Linked DNA regions of Homo sapiens: all the other regions are linked to region 1. A link is an interaction called in ENCODE POLR2A ChIA-PET data of the cell type or tissue named here. Cell type or tissue: HepG2. All regions are shown on one strand. Links, peaks and the distances in the headings refer to the core of each region. The heading gives the core; the rest is flanking DNA.

Evidence for each region. ChIA-PET counts read pairs that join two places held together with the same protein. Peaks named below come from ENCODE experiments on the same cell type or tissue, not always from the same donor. Only the 100,000 strongest peaks of a DNase experiment are listed, where the experiment ranks them.
Region 2: POLR2A ChIA-PET joins it to region 1 with 6 read pairs; 1 of 35 experiments calls an interaction of 5 or more read pairs at or near these places.
Region 3: POLR2A ChIA-PET joins it to region 1 with 5 read pairs; 1 of 35 experiments calls an interaction of 5 or more read pairs at or near these places.

The regions. Positions count from the first base shown.
Region 1 is chr2:42,924,539-42,932,758 of GRCh38, forward strand. No RefSeq gene overlaps it. Among named protein-coding and RNA genes, the nearest start is that of LINC01819, 110 kb to the right of the region's middle. RefSeq lists enhancers at 1,841-2,526, 2,527-3,212, 7,477-8,220. In HepG2, for the core only: CTCF peaks have their summits at 4,228 and 4,541; DNase peaks (open chromatin) are centred at 3,843, 4,223, 4,523, 4,833 and 2 weaker places; H3K4me3 peaks cover 2,500 bases.
Region 2 is chr2:43,015,762-43,022,345 of GRCh38, forward strand. No RefSeq gene overlaps it. Among named protein-coding and RNA genes, the nearest start is that of LINC01819, 20 kb to the right of the region's middle. In HepG2, for the core only: no CTCF peak of the experiment used is centred there; a DNase peak (open chromatin) is centred at 2,710.
Region 3 is chr2:43,003,477-43,010,060 of GRCh38, forward strand. No RefSeq gene overlaps it. Among named protein-coding and RNA genes, the nearest start is that of LINC01819, 33 kb to the right of the region's middle. In HepG2, for the core only: no CTCF peak of the experiment used is centred there; a DNase peak (open chromatin) is centred at 2,265; H3K4me3 peaks cover 520 bases.

The sequences.
Region 1 (8,220 bases), core at 2,893-5,392:
AGGGGAACCCCAGGCCTGGTACAATGCCTGGCACAATGCCTGGCACAGAGTGGGGGGTTCCATGCAGCATTGATGACAGGATGAGCCAACGTTCCCACAGCCTCACCAGCAGAAGGGAGACTTCCAGGCAACAAGGGTTCCGAGATCCCAACTCCCTTCCCCTCTCCCCGTCTTTCTTCAATTCTTCTGTCGTCTGCCCCCGCTTTTCTTGCAGGCTTTGGGGGGTATTCATGCTCTCCGTTTCCCAGTGGACAAGTGGCGGGGCCAGGGGGGCTGTGTGTGCGTGTGTGTAGGCACGCGGGCTGTGAGGGGGCTGGGGACAAAGGCCCCGGAGTGAGATTCAGGGCACAGCTGAACTGCCCTGAACTCTCCTTTTTGTTTTCAAGGAAATGCATAATCCAAGAACCACCCACGGCCCTGGCGGCTCTGCTAAGCAGGGCTGGAATGTGCTGCCTTTCCCGTTAGTAATTGTTTTTTCTAGTTAGCCTGTAACCCTTCGCCTGCCATTCCCCTGCTGCAGGGGTGAGGCCCGCAGGGATGGACACCTCGGCTGCCCTCCTGAGATATCCCCGCACTCTCCACCCCACTCCCACAGGGTTCAGGACCTGGTCCTGGCAGCACCCTCCGGACCATCTGCCTTCGTGGCGACTCTTTCCTCACTGAGAGGGGCCAGGGCTGCTGGAGACTGCAGAGTCCTGCATGGGGCCTGCAAATCCTTGTTATGGAGTCTCCGTGTCTGGTTGTAGCCAGGGCTGTGACTGTGAATGGGTGTCAGTGCAAGCTGGTGGAGGAATGTGAGTTTGTGTGGGTGGCTGTGACCTGGGATACTGAGGACTCAGAGAGAGAGAGAGAGAGAGAGAGAGAGAGAGAGAGAGTGTGTGTGGACCCTGTGAACATGGGTACACATCTGTGAAAGCCAGCAAGCATGGTTGTGAATCCAGTTTGTGTGCAAGCAGGTGGTGTGAGTGTGCGTGTGCCTGTCCCGGGAAGGAAAAGCCATGTGCACCTGAGCTGACTCAGCACTTCTCTTTCCTGCCCACCCAGTTGAGCGCCTGAGCCTTTGCTCCAGGGAGGAGGCAATGCCCTCTGCCCCCGTGTTTGTGTTGTTGGCTGCCTCACCCTCACCAGCAGGAGGGGAGCAAATGTGGCGCCCTGGGCCCGGTCCCAGTTAGCTGAGCTGCGTATCTTTAATCCCTAGGGATTAAAAAGGTCACAGGCTCATGCTATTTCCCGACCCCTCCCTGCCAGGTCCTGTCTGGAGCTCTCTGAAGTGGCTATAGCTAAGGCCAGGCCTCTGCTCAGATGGAGGTGGCCTCTGTGGAGTAAGAAGGGGTACTGGGGTGTCGCTTGCTGTACCCTGAATCCCACCTTCTTGCAGCACTGACTGTTGCTGCTTCATCCTTGGTGAGGCCTGACCTGTGGCCTTTAATTCTTAGTGTGAGCTCTACCACCCTGAGCGGTGAGGGGTGCTGGGCTGGCCTCAGCACCTGCATCTCTCAGGGAGGTCTGCCCCTCCAGAAGTCGGGGCTCAGGATCACAGAGGGGCTGGGAAGTCAGGAGGTGGAGACAAAGCCCAAAGTCTCCCGTTGCAGGCTTTGGGGCAGAGGCCAGCCTGTGCCCTGAGCAGCTAGCAGTGCAGCAGTGCCAAGGCCCGGTCCAGTGTGGCTGCTGAACATTTGGTTCAAATCAAAGGCCTTTTCCAGCCAAGAGAGGAATGCTGCCGAGTAGGATTTGGGAACGGGCCCGGCAGGGCAAACACTGCCTTAATTGAGGCCCTTCTAGACTTTTAATTACAAGCAATGTTTTCCCAAGCTTCCTAAATTGACCATGGAGACCTGCTGGTGTTAGTGCCCATGGCAGGGACGAAAAAAAAATCGTCGTTAAAGCTTTTTCAGCAGGTTTATTTTAGCAAATGTTTTGAGGTGGAAAGGCTCACACAAAGTGGAGGCCGGAGTCATTTTTCTCAGAGGGCCAGGCACAGACACGGAGAGATCCACACCCACAGGTGTGATCAGACACACAGGTGGAACACACGCACACAGACGGGCACCTGTTGAGAGAGGCACGTGTACAGGCGGAGGACGTGACCGTGGCGTGGCTGCAGAGGCTGTAAACACCAGGCTGGAAATCCAGCTCAAGCACCTGGAGCGCTTTAGAAAGGCAAACACTGTTGGCTGCCCCTCCCGCCCGCTCCCACCTTCACCTCCTCCCACCCCTCCAGGCTGGCTGGGCCTGGGCCTGCTTCGGAGCCCCTGTGCCCTTCACCAGGCCTGTTTACAAGGCCCAGGACAGCCGCCAAAACCCCAGCTGTGTCCCTGTCCTTGTCTGTCTCCAGCGGACATGACTGACTTGGAAGGAAGGCGTGCCCTTGTCTGTGGAAGAGGACCCGTATTCAGCACCCAGTGGAATCCTCGGGGCACCTTCTGAGGGAAACGTCTATGGCTGTTCAGGGAGCAGCTGGTCCAGGTTACAGATGCAGAAAACAGAGGTGTCCCTGAAAAACAGACGCCCTGGGAGGAAGCTCCCAAAGCACCAGCCCTGCTTGTGCACAAGAATTGCCCGGACTCCAGGACTCCCTCAGAGCCAATCTGGATCCCCAGGCGGGGACCTGTGCCCCGGTTTTCTAGCACTGCTCACCATTGCAGCGTCAGCACTGAAAGCCTGAGCTCAGAACCTGTTTGTTTAATAGTGACTGTTCACTGCTGGGCTCTGGGAGCCCTGACAGCTGGAAAGACAGAGCAGGTGCCCCAACACGGGTGATTTTGGAAGCCCCAGAGGGTCCCTGTCTACTCGCTTTTCCTCTTTCCCTGATGTTTGTGGCCCATGTCTGTGGGCCTGGACACTCAAGCAGCCTCCAGAATCCCTCCCAGTGTTCAACAATGAGCCCAGAAATGGTGCATAGTAGAAATGGGAACAAGTAGGGTGCCTGGAGAGGTAGGGAGGCCAGAGACAATGATGCCTGCGTCACCGTTTTGCCAAGGGTCCCCTTGACTGTGGGCACTGCCCAGACACAGGGAGGCCAGAGGCCAGGAGCAGAGGGAGGCCATTCCCTAGGCCCAGCCCTGCCAGCCAGGGTGAGCCTTGATGGCCGTTACAGGCCGTTGCTATCGTCCCTTATCTGGGGCTCCTGGCTCTTACACCATGTCCCCAACCGCCCCTGGAGTGTGTGTGTGTTGAGGGGGGGCCTGCTGTTCCCTCCCTAAACAGACCGTTACTTGGTTTCCGTTGTTTGGGGAGGGGGTGGGGAGCTGTCTGCTTAATTAATCATTTTAGGCCATCCTGGGAAACTCATTAAGCCACCTCTCAGGGCTGGGAGCAGGAACACAGCCCTCAAAGTTGGAACTTTTTGGTTTGCCATATCCGGGTCTAGTTTTCCTTCCACTCATGTGCACACATGTGCATGAGAGTGTGTGTGTGTGTGTGTGTGTGTGCATGTGTGAGAGAGTGGGAGTACAAGGGAGAGTGCCCTTGTAGCTATGATTCTGTGTGTGTTTGCGTTTCCTAGATTCTGCAAGGAACTTCCCCTGATTCTTCTTAATTACCAGCCTAGAAGAAATTCAAGATGCTTAGAGCAAAGGTCAAACTCCACCTGTTTTCCCTGCACTTCATTTTCTGGCAGTTCCCACAATAGTACAGATAAGTAAAAGATTAAGGCAATCTTTTCTAATTAAAGTAATTAAAAAACGGCGATGATTGCACCTTTCATCTGAAAGGGAAAATATTTACTCATCCAACTGCAGGCCCTTAAAAGCATTCAGGAGGTCTATTTTGACAAACGGATCCTCCTCCCCTCCCCCAGCCCATTCTGCTTGTCCTGGACACACACACACAAAGGCTGGTTTATTTAGTAAGCGGAGGCTTGACGGGGGCACCCTGAAAGCTGGGAACCTCGGGCAGTTTTAAGCAAATGGACACTTTGGTTCAATCCCTGCTAGGCCCTGTTGAGAGGTTTCTGGGACCGTTGGGATTTTGATTTGACCAATCAATGTTTTACTGTTGTACCTTCTTCCTCTCCTCCTTTGGGTGGGAAACCACCCAAAGGTCCCTGTCTGCCTCTGATAGCTCCACTCTTCCCTCAGACCTGGCTGGGATGGAGACCTCAAAAAGGAAGAACCGGTCAGAGTCTTGGATGCAGTCCGTAACAACCATATATTACATTGCTGTTTCGCACAAGCCTGTGTGCTTGACATATAAGTACTTGCTCAGTGCCAAAGGGGGCGCTCTTGGGGTGTGTGGCCCAGTCCCTAAGAAGTGCAAAGTCTAAAAACTGTCCTTGGCTCCCCCAGGAGAAAGCAAACTTGCATACAGGCTGCTGTAATTCACTTTGAGTTTTTGAGGCAAGTATAATCAGCCAGTTTCCTGGTGCATGGGGCTTGATCTCACAGATTGCAATTTTTCCCTAAGTAGGTAGGGACAGAGGTACCTTACTCCAGAGGAGTGGGAGGTGTGAAGGCCGACAGAGATGTTAATACCCAGTCCAGCAATCTGGGAGTCCCTGATCGCTGTCCCAGGCTGCTCTCCTCCTACATCCCACCTATAGGGGATGCTCTGGAGCCTGTGCTGCTGGAGCTTGGAGCAGCATGGATAGGCTAATCCCCTTTACAGGCTGTTCCTCAAATCCTCAGAATATGACATAAAAGAATATCCCGGGAACCAGCTCCAAAAACACTGGGGCCCAGCTGTCGCCTGAGAAGGGCCTGGTTTGCCTCTGCCTGCCCCAGGTCAAGCTAGACAGTGTCCTCAGCATGACCTGCTGCCCTCCACTGTCCTCCCGGCAGAGATACAGCCTCAAAAAGCCAGTATGGACAGGTCCAGCTCTGCAGTGGACCCTGCTCTCCAGAGTGGGCTGGGGAGGGAAAAGGAATGCGGTGTGTGTACACACGTGTATACGGATGCGTGTGAGCACATGTGTGCGCTGTGTCTGGCCTGTTTGGACGGGCTTGCTTGGTACCAAGAACAGCCTCAACAGAGATTAGAGAAAAGCCTTTGGGGCTCTCTGTACTGCAAGCTCACCCAGTGTCAACAGCACCCTCTTTGGGCTCTGGACTGTGTGTAGCAAAGCCACCCCGAAACCTCTCTCTTTCCTGGCCTTGCCTCTCGAGTCATGGCCTCTGGAGTGACAGCTCTCCTTGTGTCACTTCTCTGCCTGGTCACCCACAATGGCTCCCAGCTTTCGGAGAAACATTCACCAGCACACCTAAAACACAGGGTCCCAGTGGCCCACCTTACACTCAGGGGGCTTGATTCAGGCCCAGCCTCAACCGGACTCTTCCTGCTAGTCCCAGACACCCTTTGTGAAGCTGTGAGAGCAGTGGATTCCCTCCCAGGAATCCTACTGATCTGTGTGCACAAGGGCCCACCCCATGAAAGGGCAAACAATTGCAGGATTCCTGGGTGCCCTGAAGCCCCTACCCTGAGCCCAGGCTGAGAGCTTTTGTCCCACACTTCCTATAAGCCAGATTTGTCACTGGGCTCCCATAGGCTGCCCCTCACCTTGTCTTCCTTCCAACATCAGTCCAACCCCCTCCTTGTGGGGAAGACAGGAGGAAGCCTCTAGTGCCAGCTGCCTCCACCCAATGGTGGCTCTGCCTGAATTCGGCAGGGAACCTTCAGCACAGCCCAGGGCAGCTGCTGTTGGACCCACTCAGGGAATTGTGTCTGACCCGACCTACGCATTTGGTGGTTAGCTTGCTCTGTGCAAACAGTCCCCAGGGGACTGGAATCCTCGCTGCAAAAATAAATTCTCCCTCTGGACTTGCTTTTCTCATTTTGCTTTCTCTGCATTCTGGCTTTTTCTTTTTTCTTTCTAGTGTCCCAACTGCTTTTATCTTCTTCCTTTCCTCCCACTGAGACCCAAACAAACCTCCTGGTAAACAAACTCTCAGGCCAGTCTCTTAAAGAGACAGTATGTGTTTGTTGCCATCTGGATGTCCAGTCCTGCTCAGGGGCTGCATGAGGTCTGGGGGCAGATGGGCTGTGAGGTGTTAAAGATCATTCAAGAGACTCACAGGAAAAAGCTGGCCTAGAACAGTGCACCGAGAAAATTGCCCTAAGAGCCCCCTCTCCTTTCCCACTCTCACCTGAAAATACAGAACAGGAGGGACCAGCGGGGTTTCCCTTTAGCCAGTCTCTCTGAGTGGTGTTGTTGAGACTATTGTCTGCTTTTGTCTGCATGACCTGGAAAGGATTCCTTTTTTTTTTTTTTTTTTTTTTTTTTTTTTGAGACGCAGCCTTGCTCTGTCGCCCAGGCTGGAGTGCAGTGGCGCAATCTTGGCTCACTACAACCTCCACCTCCCAGGTTCACGCCATTCTCCTGCCTCAGCCTCCCAAGTAGCTGGGATTACAGGTGCCCGCCACCACGCCTGGCTAATTTTTTGTATTTTTAGTAGAGACGGGGTTTCACCATGTTGACCAGGCTGGTCTCGAACTCCTGACCTCAGGTGAGCCGCCCTCCTCGGCCTCCCAAAGTGCTAGGATTACAGGTGTGAGCCACCTCGCCTGGGCAGGATTAAGAGTGTGATTTAAAAAAGAATATTTTCATGTCAACCTCCTCCTGCTCTGCCCCACCAGGTGAACACATCTCTGAAGTGATCATATCAAACAGAGGCAATGTGAGGAGAGGGACAAATCTAGCTTGCACACCACTTTCCTGAAACTTGGTGACTTTGTGACTTGGAGGGACTCTGCTCTTAATTTGTCATTGTGTGTGTGTTGCTGGCTTGGTGGGTGGAAGTCACTGCGGGGCAGGGGAAGTGTGTGCATACTCTTGAGTATGCATGTGTGAGTATGTGTCTGCACCAGTGCCAGACAGCTGCCTTGAGGGTCTCTGCCTGGAACAGGGTTCTCCACCGTGCTGAGCATGTGGACAAGCTGAGGATGCCCCTCACTTCCCATCTGAGTGGTCTGAATGAAAAGACTGGCATCTATCTCCCGGAGAGTGGGGCTGTGCTCATTCCTGTTGCCCAACTGGCAGAGCAGCCACAGGGCCCAGCCCAGGGACAGACAGCATCCAGGCCAGGGCTTCCTGGGGATCCTGTGAAGATCCAGGTTCCTTTGCAGTAGGTCAGCAGAGGCTGAGATTCTGCATTTGTAACCTGCTTCCTGGTGGGGGCGCTGAGCAGCTGCTCTCCAGCCTATGATCTGGGCAGTGAGGTGGGAGAGAGGTGGCATGGTGGTCCTGCTGCCCACTGAGAAGGCAAGGCTGTCTCTGCCACTGCCTCTTCCCTGTCCCCTGCGTCGGGGGCTGGCCGCTGCCAGGCACAGGTACCGCCCTCAAGGGACAACAGCTGACAACTTCTAAACCAGGGCTCTGTGGAACAAACCACACCTAACGAAGGTGTTTTTTCCCCTTTAAGAGAATACATTCCTCAGCAGGATAGTGGCCCCAGGTTCTCTCCCACTACCACTTGGAAGCCAGGCAGAAAAATTGCCTGGTGGGCAGGATTACAGGATTAGTCAGCTTTCCCAAAACAGACCCACAGGCTCTTAGGTGGAAATGAGTTTTGGTCTGAGCCCTTCTTTCCTGGTGACAGATGTGTTTGCTGGGCCCTCCCCCTGTCTCACTCCTCAAGTCTCGCCTCTTCCTGAGTGCTCAGAACTCCCATGCTCCCTCACTCAGGCCCCGGGAATTGGGGGGAAACAGGTTTGGTGGAAATGAGCCTTAGGGTTCAAGCATCCAGGCCCTGGGAGGAGGGTGGCACTGCTTGGACCAAGGGGCTGGCTTTACCGACCCCTCCCCATCCCCACCAAAGAGCAGCCCTGCCGAATCTACCCTGTGCTGGAGGTGCCGAGTGGAGCCCAATAAGCCGTGATGGTCGCGGGATTGTCTGCTCCTGCCCCAGATTCCCATCGTCCCTCTGTCCCCACTGGGTCTTGGGGTGTCTCGGCCTCCCTGAGCTGGGCCTGCCCTGCAATCTCAGAGTCTGCAGTGTGTGAGCTGGCCTGTGCCAATTCCAGAGCTGGTGTTTCCCAGAAACCAAGGGACTGAAGACCAGTTGCTGAGGGCAAGCCACCGTGCTGGGACACTCAGATGTCTGAGGATGTCACTGTGGCTAGATCCAAGATTTGGACCTAAGCGAGGGAGGATGTCTCATAATTCTCTGCATGGAACCAGCAGCCTTGCTTGCATTTAGAAGTTCCTTGCAAAGAATCATATACTCACAGCTGGTGTCCTATACAGGGGATGTTCTCCTTGGAGCATTTTTCTTTTTCTTTAGATAA
Region 2 (6,584 bases), core at 1,324-3,823, 90 kb after region 1:
TTAATTAGCTATTAATTTTTTCTTTTTATTTTTAGAGACAGGGTCTTGCTCTGTCGCCCAGGCTGAAGAGCAGTAATGTGACTATTGCTCACTGCAGCCTAGAACTCCTGGGCTTAAGCGATCCTCCTGCCTCAGCCTCCAGAATAGCTAGGACTACAGACAAGTACCACCATGCCTAGCTAATTAAAAATTTAAAAAATTGGGGGTTGGGGCAGGGCATGGTGGCTCACGCCTGTAATCCCAGCACCTCCAAGCCTGTCTGCTTCCTGGCCTGGGTTCCCTGCCACAGCTCTCTGTCCTCATGGAGCTCTCCAGTCCATTGGTACCTTCACTCCTTCTCCATCCATCAACCCCTCCTGCTTTTACTTCTCTCCTTTCCCACTAAGATTCTGTGGCTCATGAATGAATCAACTGGCAATATTCACGCAACAGAATATCTTAAGCAGGCTAAACACATGAAACAATGTGGATGAATCTTAGCAAGATACAATTAAGCCAAATTGTATCTTCCAATTGGCTTTCCAACTGGAAGGCCGAGGTGGGTGAATCACTTGAGGTCAGGAGTTCCAGACCAGCCTGGCCAACATGGGAAAACCCTGCCTCTACTAAAAATACAAAAAGATTACCTGGGCATGGGGACACATGCCAGCTTCTGGGAGGCTGAGGCACGAGAATTGCTTGAACCCGGGAGGCAGAGGTTGCAATGAGCCAAGATCGTGCCACTGCACTCCAGCCTGGGTAACAGAGCAAGACTCTGTCTCAAAATATATATAAACTTTTCTGATATAGTTTGGATGTTTATACCCTCCAAACTGCACATTGAAATGTGATCCCCAAAGCTGGAGGTGGGACCTAATGGGAGGTATTTGTGTCAAGGGTGCAGATCCCGCATGAATGGCTTTGAGTGTAATGAGTGGTAAGTAGTTCACGTGAGATCTGGTTTTTAAGAAAAGCCTGGCACCTTCTCCCTTCTCTCTTGCTTCCCTTCTTGCCATGTGACACACTTGCTCCCCACTCTGACTTCCACCATGAGTAAAAGCTTCCTGAGGCCTCGGCAGAAGCTGAGCAGATGCTGATGCCATTCTTGTAAAGACTGTAGAGCTGTGAGCCAAATAAGCCTCTTTTCTTTATAAATTACCCAGTCTCAGGTATTCCTTTATAGCAATACAAAGGGACAAACACAGACAGGGTCTTGCTGTGTTGCCCAGGCTGGTCACAAACTCCTGACCTTAAGCAATCCTCCCACCTGGGCCTCCCAAAGTGATGGAATTGCAGGCGTGAGCCACTATATCCAACCTAATTTGTTATTTTTAAAGATGTAATAGGCACCTGCAAAACCACCACCCAAACAAAACTTCTGACAGTGACCCCCATTTCACCATATTGTTCCCCTTCCCCTACCCATCCCCTTGCCTCTCTCCACTCAAAGTGGTCATCATCCTGAATTCTGTGTACAAGGTGCAACCGTGCTTTCCTTTTTATATGGTTTTATTGCATCTCTCTATATTTTCTTTTTCTTTTTTTTTCTTTTTTTTCTTTTTTTCTGAGACGGAGTCTCGCTCTGTCGCCCAGGCTGGAGTGCAGTGGCATGATCTCGGCTCAGTGCAAGCTCCGCCTCCCGGGTTCACGCCATTCTCCTGCCTCAGCTTCCGAGTAGCTGGGACTACAGGCACCCACCACCAAGCCCGGATAACTTTTTTGCATTTTTAATAGAGACAGGGTTTCACCGTGTTGGCCAGGATGGTCTCGATCTCCTGACCTCGTGATCTGCCCACCCCGGCCTCCCAAAGTGCTAGGATTACAGGCGTGAACCACAGCGCCCAGCCCGCATCTCTCTATATTTTCAAAAATTATAGACATATTTTTATATTAGCTGTCTTTACCTTCATTAAAAGGGTATCATTCTCTACATAACCTTTTGGGACTTAAGTTTTTGGCTTAATTGTATCTTGCTAAGATTCATCGACATTGTTTCAGTTGCTGTGGCTCATGTGCTTAGCCTGCTTAGGATATTCTGTTGTGTGAATATTGCCATTGATTCATTCATGAGCCATGGAATCTTAGTGGGAAAGGAGAGAAGTAAAGGCAGGAGGGGTTGATGGATGGAGAAGGAGTGAAGGTACCAACGGACTGGAGAGCTCCATGAGGACAGAGAGCTGTGGCAGGGCACCCAGGCCAGGAAGCAAATGGGCTTGGGGGTGATATATAGTCGAAGGAGAGAATTTCTGATTTCAGAAGGAGTGAGGCTTTCTGGTGACTGTAAAGTTTTCAGGGATAAACGAATAGCTAAGGCCAGAATTCTTTGAGATGAGGGTGAAGGAAGCCAGAGGTCAGAGTGCGGACATAGGTCCCTCCATTTTTCTAGGATACTGGCAGGAGGTGGAGTGGAGAAGAGGAGGTTGGAGCTGGAGTTTCCAGTGCATGGGAGCTGGGAGCTGACAGGGAGAGGAGGGAGGGCAACATAGCAGGAGGCAGGAGTGTCAGTGGCGCAGGGTTTTATAAGAGGTTGGGAGTAATGTGCTGGAAATGACAATGAGGAATAATAAGGCCAAAACTCCACATCTTTTAGCCCTGAGGTGCAGAGAATGTGAGATTAAACAGCCTCCACTTGGAGGTGGTGGTTCAAGGCCTGGAGGAGGAGGCAACATTCCAAAAAGAGCTTGAAGATACAGGGGAGTGTGCTGACCGTGGCGCAAGAGCTCCAGCATGCATTGTGCAAGAGCAGAGGGGAGGGGCAGAGCCGATGGGGCAAGCAGCACATCAGGACTCAGCTTCGGCAGAGAAGGAAGTCAGTCGGGCTGTCCTGGGAGGGGAGGTGACCCCAGGTCTCATGGGTGGTCAGTCTTGGCTACACCTCACAAGCTACAAGTGGCTGCATGTTTTCACAGTGGCATGGGTGTGGAGGGGTCAGCTGTCAGCATCTCGCCCCCATGCTATCATGTCACCAGCCCCATTTGTCCCTCGGGCTTAATGTACCCCACTGGAGAGAGAATCAAAAAGTCACTGCTCCTTCCTTGGCTACAATGCTGGTGTCAGGGGAAACCAGTGTGGAGAATTGTTTTGGTTAGCGGTGGGGACAAAGGCCTAGCCTGGAAACCGAACACTGTCTTCCTGCTGGCTCAGGTGGGGCTTGTGGGCTCCTGTGGCCCTGGGACTCCCTGGGACTTCTGACTCCGGTCTGAGGATAGAGGCACCATTTTGGCTCTTAGGGAGCCCCCAACTAAGGGAGGAGGCTTGAAGGAAAGAAGAAGGGGTGAAGCCAGCCACTTGGGAGCCAAGGAAGGCTCTAAGAGAAACGTGGGCCTGCTTGCCATTGTTCTTCAACACAATCAGCACAGAAAGAAAGGAAGAGCCCAGCCCAGCCTCAGCCTGTTTTTGTGGTCCTGAGGCAACGTTTCCTTCTGGATTTTCCCAATTGGGCTCCACTCAATTATGCTTCTTTAATTATGAAAGCTTGGAATGAGGGTGGGGCATTGTTAGACACAGAACCATTCGATGACTTTCTGTGCCCCGTCTCTTACACTGGCCTATAGCACGTCACAGATACTGCCTCTCCCCAATCTCAGGAGCCCAGGACCTATCACACTAGTGTTCTTTTGCCCTCTGGCCCTTTCTTTTTCTAATTATATATTTTAAAAACTGTTTTAAAAATAACAGAGACGAGGTCTCCCTATGTTGCCCAGGCTAGTCTCGAACTCCTGGGCTAAAGGGATCCTCCTGACTGGGTCTCCCAAAGTGCTAGGATTACAGACATGAGCCACCACACCTGGCCCTCTGGCCCTTTCTTTTTCCTCCCTTAGGCCACAGAGGATCTGGGTGGGATCCTAGGGCTGGAACATTCCCAGGTACCAGGAGAAGAGCAGTTCTTCCTGAATGTTCCATTGCTCAGCTCTCGGTAACTGGGCCTCTAGTTCCCTGTCTCAGGGGGAGACGGGCTGTTTGCTGCGCTAGCCCTTACGTTAATGCGAGGAGCACCACTCCCATACTCAGTGGAGGAGGGAGCGATACCTTCACATTTCTCCATGGCTCCAGCACTCAGGACCCCCAGCAGATGAGAGGGCCATGACCTCCACTCCATAGCAGCTCCTGAGCTGAAGCAAAGGCTGCTCTAACCCGTATGCAAAATCCTTTGAACATACCAGTGGCATGGAGTCAGGATAGAGGGGGAAAAATGAAATTAACTTCTCAGGTTAGGGTGAGCAGATCTGGCCCTGTTAGGTGTCTTGCCACACTCTCAGCAGAGGGGAGGCTGGCCACAGGCAGAATTTTTCTGGATTTGGATGCAGGGAACAAAATTAGTCCTCACACAAGAGATAGAGTTTCAGCCCACAGCAATGTGTACCAAGAGAAGGTCCCAAGATGTATTAATTAGGATATAGACTTGGCTGATATAACAGAGATCCAAAATAAGAGTGGCTCAAACAAGATCGCTGTTTCTTTCCTCTTGTGCAACAGTCCAGGCATAGACAGTTTGGGATCAAAATAGTATCAGGCACTTGTACTTCTTCTAACTCACTTACTGATGTGCCATCCCTCTGGTCCTGCCCTCACCCATAGGATCCAAGATGACACTCCATCACATAGGCTTCTAGCCTGCACGAAGTTGGGGAGAGAGGGCCCCAGAAGCAGGTTCTCTCCTTTTAAGGACACCATCTGGAAGTCACAGACAATGCTTTTGCTCATATCCCATTGGCCAGAACTGTTAGACATGTAGCTATACTTAGCTGCAAGGGAGCCTGGAAAATGTAGTTTTTATTCCAGTAAACACCTTTTGGTCTATGAGAGAAAAGGGAAAATTGTTCTGGGGGCCAACTAGCAGTTCTGCCACATGAGACCCCAAGTACACAGCAAGAAGGTTCTTGGATTTGTCTGCCATGTGCCCCACTCCCCCTGGCCACAGGGGCAGGCAAGGGACTCAATCTGGGAAAATGACCTCTGACCACAGCAATTGCCCAGAACTGGACACATGATTCAAGTGGATCCAATCAGGGTTCTTCCTCAGGCCTTTTGCTTTTCTTTTCTTTTTTTCAAAAAAGTTGAAGGCTGGGCATGGTGGTTCACACCTGTGATCCCAGCACTTTGGGAGGCCAAGACGGTGGATCACCTGAGGTCAGGAGTTTGAGACCAGTCTGGCCAACGTGGCAAAACCCCATCTCCACAAAAAATACAAAAATTAGCCGGGTGTGGTGGTGCACCTATAATCCCAGCTACTCGGGAGGCTGAGGTGGGAGAATCGCTGGAACGTGGGAGCCAGGGGTTGCAGTGAGCCGAGATTGAGATTGCACCACTGCACTCCAGCCTGGACGACAGAGCAACACTCCATCTCAAAAAAAAAAAAAAAAAAAGTTGAGACAGGGTCTTGCTCTGTTGCCCAGGCTGGAGTGCAGTGGCATGATCATGGCTCACTGCAACCTTGAACTGGGCTCAAGCAATCCTCCCACCTCAGCCTCTGGAGTAGATGGGACTACAGGCACGCACGACCACATCCGGCTAACTTAAAAAAAAAAAAAATTCATAGAGACGGGGTCTCACTATGTTGCCCAGGACGGTCTCAAACTCCCCTCAGGACTTTTTCTAAGCAAGCCTGGTAGCAGACAGTACAATTTCCTTTCTGGTCATGAGACTGTGAGGATGTAATGCTGAACCGACCACAGGCATTATTCCTGCAGGGGAAGGAGGGTGCACAAAGCCCATTTGCGGAAGAAAGGGTGTTGCTCACCTCTGAGAGACAGAGAGAGAAGAGACAGGAGGTGATAGTCTGGTGGGTGAGTAGGCCTCATTCTGGCCTCTTCAGGGCCTGCTCTGTCTTTGCCCTGCTTGAGCCAATAGTCAACATCCCCCTCTCACCAAGCTGATTCAAGTCAAGTTTGAGCCATTCGCAACCCTTAGTACTGCAAGCCGCGTTTTTTTTTTTTTTTTTTTTTTTTTTTTTTTTATCCCTGGGGAAATGAGTGAATGGCTGGGGGACACAGCTGAGATGGAAAATCTGGAAGGAAAGTGCTCCAACCACGCCGTCTCTCTCCCCTGCACATGTGCCCTGTGGCACCTCAAAGTTCCCTTCACCGCGGAGGCTGCTGGGTTTCTCCGCATTTTCCCATCCAGCCCCGCCGCCGCCTGCCATCCAGCCCTCCTCCCAGGCTTGCTGCAGCCGGCCCAGCTGCGAGGGGGCCCGAGGACGGCACTGCACAAAGGCCCCATTCTCAGCTGGCGGGGGCTGTTATCAGCCCAGCCTAAACTGTGAATCACCTGCATCTGTGGGCAGCCCTGTGGGTGGGGCTGCTTGATTTCCCCTCTGGGCCTCCCTTGGCCAGAACCTGTGAGTGGGGGCGGACTCTCAATAAAGGTTCATTGTTTTCCATCCCCTCTGCTATCGGGTTCTGTGACTGCCTTCCCGAGCCCCTTCCTCTGCTCCTCATTCAGCCTCTTCTCCCTGGACCCTGGCCCTCTGAGCACCATTCCACACCCCACCTCACCTTGATTATCAGCAGAATCCCTTCAGGAGAGCCCAGGTGGTGACCCGGGAAAGCAGGAGAAGGGCATTGGCTGGCTTTGCCTCCAGGGCAGTCAGAATGAAGGCGGATCTG
Region 3 (6,584 bases), core at 1,324-3,823, 77 kb after region 1:
CTCTATTCTCTTTTTTTTTTTTTTTTCTTTTGAGACAGAGTCTCGCTCTGTCGCCCAGGCTGGAGTACAATGGTGCGATCTCAGCTCACTGCAACTTCCGCCTCCCAGGTTTAAGTGATTCTCCTGCCTCACTCAGCCTCCCGACTAGCTGGGACTACCGGCGCATGCCACCACGCCCAGCTAATTTTTTGTATTTTTAGTAGAGATGGATTTTCACCATGTTAGCCAGGATGGTCTCGACCTCCTGACCTCATGATCCACCTGCCTCAGCCTTCCAAAGTGCTGGGATTACAGCCATGAGCCACTGTGCCCAGCCAAGAGATCTCTCTTCTACTACATACAGGAAAGGCCATATGAGGACACAGCTAGAAGGCAGCCATCTGCAAGCCAGGACAAGAGTACTCACCAGGAACCAAATTGGCAGCACCTTGATCTTGGACTTCTCAGCCCCCAGAACTGTGAGAAATAAATGTCTGTTGTCGAAGCCACCCAGTCTGGTATTTTGTTATGGCAGCCTAAGCAGACTAACACAACCTCTTTCTCCCCTGCCTTGTCTGCCCAGGGCAGCTTTGTTGCAGACCTACAGTAGTGCATGACTTGCATGCACAAGACAGGAGGTCACCCTGTGGCTCTTTCTCATCAGTGGGTCTCCAAACTGACACATTTTCTTTCTTTTCTTTTCCTTTTTCTTTTTTTCTTTCTTTTTTTTTTTTTTTTTTTTTTTTTTTTGAGACTGAGTCTCACTCTGTCACCCAGGCTGGAGTGCAGTAGTGCAATCTTGGTTTACAGAAACTTCTGCCTCCTGAGTTCAAGCAATTTTCCTGTCGCAGCCTCCTGAGTAGTTGGGATTACAGGCACCTGCCACCATGCCCGGCTAATTTTTGTATTTTTAGGAGAGATAGGGTTTCGCCATGTTGGCCAGGCTGGTCTTGAATTCCTGACCTCAGGTGATCCACTCACCTCGGCCTCCCAAAGTGCTGGGATTATAGGTGTGAGCCACCTCGTCCGGCCCAAACTGACATTTTATAGGGATTTTTCATCCTTAAAGTGATCTACTCAGCTCATTTCTTCCAAATCTGTATTTTACAGCACACTTTAAACTGGTGTCGCAGAGTTTTTGAGTGGTGATGGCAGCTGCCCTCTATGTCTGTGGTGTGCCGGCCCCTCATGCTGGGGAAAGAGGGGACGTGACCCTACCCTCACAGCAGGCTGGCCTCCTTTCTCTCCCAGAGCTGCCGTCCCTGCTCTGTGCTAACTAGCCCAATCCTAGCCTACAGCACCAGCTTGGGGTCTAGCCCACGTTTACCACACTTTAGCTCCCAGCTTGGATGACCAGCTGCCTGTGATTTACCCATTTGTGATACTGATTTCCAGAGGGGCCACCTGTGCTCAGTACCTGCATGACTTCTCTCCTCCAATCCTCTATTTAACCACCTTAAGTAGTTTCTCCTGTCTTCCTCATTTTATAGATTGCGGCTCAGTCAGACAAAATTCCTCTCTCAGAATCCGCTGGTGGAGAAGGAGCTGGGATTCACACCCAGCCTCCTGGTAATAATCTGCATTTCTCCTTCAGCCTTCAGGGCCTTGCCTGTCTACCCAAGAGTGATCCCCGCCTTCCCTCTGTCTCACTCGCCCTGTCCCCCCAGCTAAGTGCAGATGTTCACAGCTCTCTATTTTTAAGCACATTCCACTAGAAGTTCAGCAACTTGAATCCCCCCAGCACCTACGACAGAGCCTGCATATTTAGGTGAATAAATGAACTATTCTTGTCCTAACTAGACTTCAAGTCCTAGGAAGCAGAATGGCTATGCCTGGTTTCCACTCCCGCACCATAGTACCCAGCATAGCACCAGAACCGTGGGGCCTCTTCCCCAGCCCTTGACACTCCCAACCCTGCCTTCAGCTGCCGGAACTGACTTTTCCCATGATTGCTAATATTTCTTCCTTTTTTTTTTTCTCTAAATCAACATTAGCTTTGCTAGCTCCCTACCTTCCACCTGATAAGAATGGGGTACGGGATCTGTACGAACTTGGGGTGTGCTTTTCTCGCCTTGTCAAAACAGCAGCTCCTATCTGGCTGGCGATGGGCTGGGAGCCAGACCCCAACAATGGAGCCTTGTGAGCCGGCCCCGGGGGTGTGCTGGGAGCCCACGGTTGAGCACACACACAACCCTTCCTGGTGCCACCTTCTTATCTCCTGCCACCAAGCCCTTGCCAGTGGTGGGACTGTAACCCAACCCCCTGTAATTGCATGTCCCAGATAGAACATTCCTGGGCTCAGGCCACGGTTAAACATTGACTTAGGGTGCTGGGGGCAGTCATCACAGACTGTAGGTGCTCCTGATGGGGGAGGCGCTAGCTGGGTGTCCACCACTCCCCTCCCAGTGGTCCTGGACTAACTGAGAAAGCCACGGCACAGAGCAGGCAGGCTCAGCTGCCCACATCTTTGAGTCAGTGTGCTGGAGGAGCCGCGGGCCTGTTCAAAAAGAATCATTTCTTTTCTCCTGCCTGCCCTCTGCCTACCTCCCACTCTCCCTAGCTGCCTCTTCGGATTTCTCCAACCTTCTCATTTCTGCTTCTCCTTCTTGTCTTCCTCTCTCCTATCTTCGATCTCAGGTCCTCTCCCTCCTTGGGCCTGGCCTGTCTCTTCTCGTCTTCCCTTGTCCTGGGGCCCTTTCCCATGTAGTGAGCCCAGATGTGCCCAGGCAAAGGGGCTCTGCTCTCTCTTCTGCACCCCTCTGCCTCTGGCCTCTCTGGGAAATGGAAGGTGGGGTGGAGGAAGCAGGTGGCTTTAAGACCAGTGCCTCCCTCTGACAGGGCGGGGGGTCAGCTCAGCCGGGGCTGGTGGGGCCGCCCCTCTTCCTGTGCTTGTGTGGGGTGAGGTGCTGGCCCTGCCCTCCTCCCCAATCACTAGGGTCAGACGGTCGATTCTTCTTCCTGCCACCTTATGCACAGGGAGGCATGGCGCTGTTCCCCAGGTCTCACAGGGAGTACAGCAGGACATGCCCGGGATGCTTGTGTCTCATACCTCGGTGGGGCCTCTTTGCATTGGCACCCTGGCTGCCCAACCCACTCCCCAGCCCACTCTCAACCTAGGAGACCCTGTCATGGGTGGGGACTTTGTGGATGCTCTGCCGCGCCATGGGGTATCTCCTGCCCCCAGCACAGAAATCCTTTGCAGGCCTCCCAAAGCTATGCCCAGGGTGCCCCATAGCCTGCTGCCCTCAAGGAGTATGGGCTGCAGGGCCCAGGGCACCCCCACTCCCTGGGACACCCCTGGGGAGGGTTCTGATGCCAGGGCTCCTTTGCAAGGGGTTGGCACCTTTGCAGAATCTCCCAAAGAAGGAGGCTTCAAGCTTTGAAACTCCTCACTACAAGGCCAGGTTGGGCTGACCATATACACAGCTCCCTCAGCTGATGCCCTGCTTCCATTCCCACGCAGACCTTTTGTGCTTCAGGTTAAGGGTCACAGGCAGAAGGACAGGCCCAGGGGCATACAGAAAGGGCCTTGCCTTGCAGCACCTACAGTGAGCCTGAGAGGCCCCCAGAGTTAGGAAAAGGAGAATATCCAGCAGGTGCAGGAGCCAGGGAGCCAAGGAGGAAGGGAGCAGGCCAGAAGGGTGCTGAGGCAGCCTTAGGCCTCTGGGCAGCCATGGCTCCAGCCACTCAACTAACTCCGGGGTTGGGATAAGGTGGGCCTCAGAGCCAGGGCTTCTGTGGTGCGCAACAGGAGGCCCCATGGAGGACCCACACTGCTTTCTAGGCCACTTGTATAGAGCCTGTGGAGTCAGACTATTCAGATTCAAATCCTGGCCCTGCACTTATTAGCTGGGTGGGTTTTGGCAAGCCACTTTCTTAACATCCCAGAGTCTCAGTTTTCTCATCTGTAAAATGGATATAATAAAAGCACGTGTACACTGGGTTTTACATAAGAGTGCAAGAGACAATGCAGAAGTACTTGTTCATCATGCTTCAGAGGGCAGGTAGCTCTTCTGATTGTCATTATGGTTAGTAGTATCAGTAATAGAGTTGTGTCGTGGTTATATTACTGAGAGGGCTCACAGACTATTGTGTTGCTTCCTTGACCTGCAGTGCTTTCTCTTTTAATCACCCTAGTGTTTCCAAGCCCCCCAGGAGCTCTAGGACCCTGCCCAAGGACTCCCTGTATCCTGCCCTGAGTTGTTTTCCTGGTGTCCTATACCAGGGCTACTTGCTCTAGGCCCTAGACCACCCCCACCAGATCCCACACCAACCCTCATGGTCCCCAGATGGACTTAGGATGACTCTTTCTCCCCAGATGCACAGTTAGCTCCATGGAAAGGGCTTCTCCCTCTTTGTTGCCTCTAGTGCAGGTTTGGGGACTCAGCCTGTGCTATGGGTTAGGGGAGTGACTCAGTGTATTGAGTACCTCTCACTGTGTAACAAATTTCCTCAAAACTTAGCAGCTTAAAACAACAATAAATATGTATCATCTTGCACTGTTTCTGGGAGTCATAAATTTGGGAGAAGCTTAGCCAGAGGGTCTGCTCAAGGTCTGTCATGAGGTTGTAGTTAAGATGTCAGCTGGGGCTGCAGTCATCTGAAGGCTCAACTGGGGCTGGAAGAGCTGCTTGCAAGATGGCGCACTCACATGCCTGCCACTAGTGCTGGTTGCCGGCAGGAGGCCTCTGCTCCTGGTCACATGGAACTTTCTGTAGGACTGCTTGAGCATCCTTATGACATGGCAGCTGGCTTCCCCTGAACTAGTGATCTGAGAGACAAGGTAGGAGCTGCAATGTTTTTTATTATGACCTTGCCTTGGAAGTCACACATGGTCATTTCCAGAATATTCCAACGTTTCAACAGGGCAACCCTATTCAGTGTGGGAGGGAACTATACAGGAGCATGAATACCTGCAGACATCATATCAGGGAAAAGATGTTGAAGAGAAATGAAAGGAAATACAACTTCAGTTCTGAGAGATGGCAAACTGAGGGTGCTGGGGGGCAGGAGGACATGGAGGTAGGCATCTGCCACCCTGAATAGTACACAGACGTGGCTCTGACAGCTTCCCACATGGCCCTGGGTGGCACTGCCTGTGTCTGCCAGCCCCACCACTGGCCAGCGACAGATTTGGAACTAATTATGTAGAATTACATTTGATGGGGACATGGGCCATCGTTACCAGCTGGGCAGTGGGCCAAACTGTGGACAGAGCCCCATCATTGTGGGTTTCAGTTAGAGGGAGAGGAAGGTGAGCCTGATGCATGACGGCCTCTTTGCAAGGATCCCAGAGGAAAGAGCTGTCTCCCAAAGAGTGGAGCTGGTGGTCATGGAAAACAAAGTTGAGCAGTGATTGTATCCATCTATCCATTAATTAATTAATTAATTCACCCATTCATTCATTCATGCACACATTCATTCTCCAAGTAGTTATTGAGTGCCTCATCCATTCATTCATTCATGCACACATTCATTCTCCAAGTAGTTATTGAGTGCCTACTATGTGCTAGGTTTTATTAGTAAGAATAGAAATGAATGCAAAATGTGTTGAGGCCCCTGACAGTTTGTGTCTTTGGGCCGTACACTGCATATTCAAAGGGCAGCTCACCTCCTTACTCTCTGGGGGAAGGCAGAAGCTTGGATGCAGAGTAGGGGTGCTGTAGGGAAGAGGAGAGAGTAGAAAGAGCTATCTACCAGGTTGACTGGGTTGCCCCAACCATGGAGTGCTGGATATGAAAGGTGAGCTGAATATGGGAGCCATGTTGTTGTCCCAGTGGGGAAGCTGGGGACTGGGGGGACCTTGGCTCCTGTGGTTCCATGATGTCACCCCATCCTGCTCCTGGATCATTTGGGACATGACCCCATCTCAGCATCTTGATATCCAGTGCTGCCATATCCCCGTTGTGCAGCTGGGGAAGAACCAAAACTAAACCCCAGCAGCCCTGGCTTTGTATCAGGACCCATGGAAACTATATAACCATCTTCCACTTTCGTCACCTAAAGCAGGGGTTCCCAAACTCCGGGCCATGGACTGGTTCTGGTCCATGGCCTGTTAGGAACTGGACTGTGGCTTGTTAGGAACTCACAGCAGGAGGTGACTGGTGGGTAAGTGAGCGAAGCTACATCTGTATTTACAGCTGCTCTCCATTGCTTGCATTACCGCCTGAGCTCTGCCTCCTGTCAGATCAGCAAAGGCATCAGATTCTCATGGGAGCACGAACCCTATTGTGAAATGCACATACAAGGGATCTTGGTTGTGCACTCCTTATGAGAATCTAATGCCTCATGTTCTGTCACTGTCCCACATCACCCTCATATTGGACCATCTAGTGGCAGGAAAGCAAGCTCAGGGCTCCCACTGATTCTGTATTATGGTGAGGGGGCTCCCTGCCCCCGCCAGGTTCTGAGGAGGAATGGACAACTGGAGCAATGGCTGGAGATGGACATGGAAGCAAAGAACACAGGCATAGGCTCCCAAAAGTCTTCACTTTTGCTTTTGTTCTTGAGCCTTTAGCTGAGCACATGGCTCTTCCAGGTCATTGAGATAGCGTGGCTAACTCTGGCCAATGAGACATGAGTGGAAGTGCTGTGGGGGCTTTCCA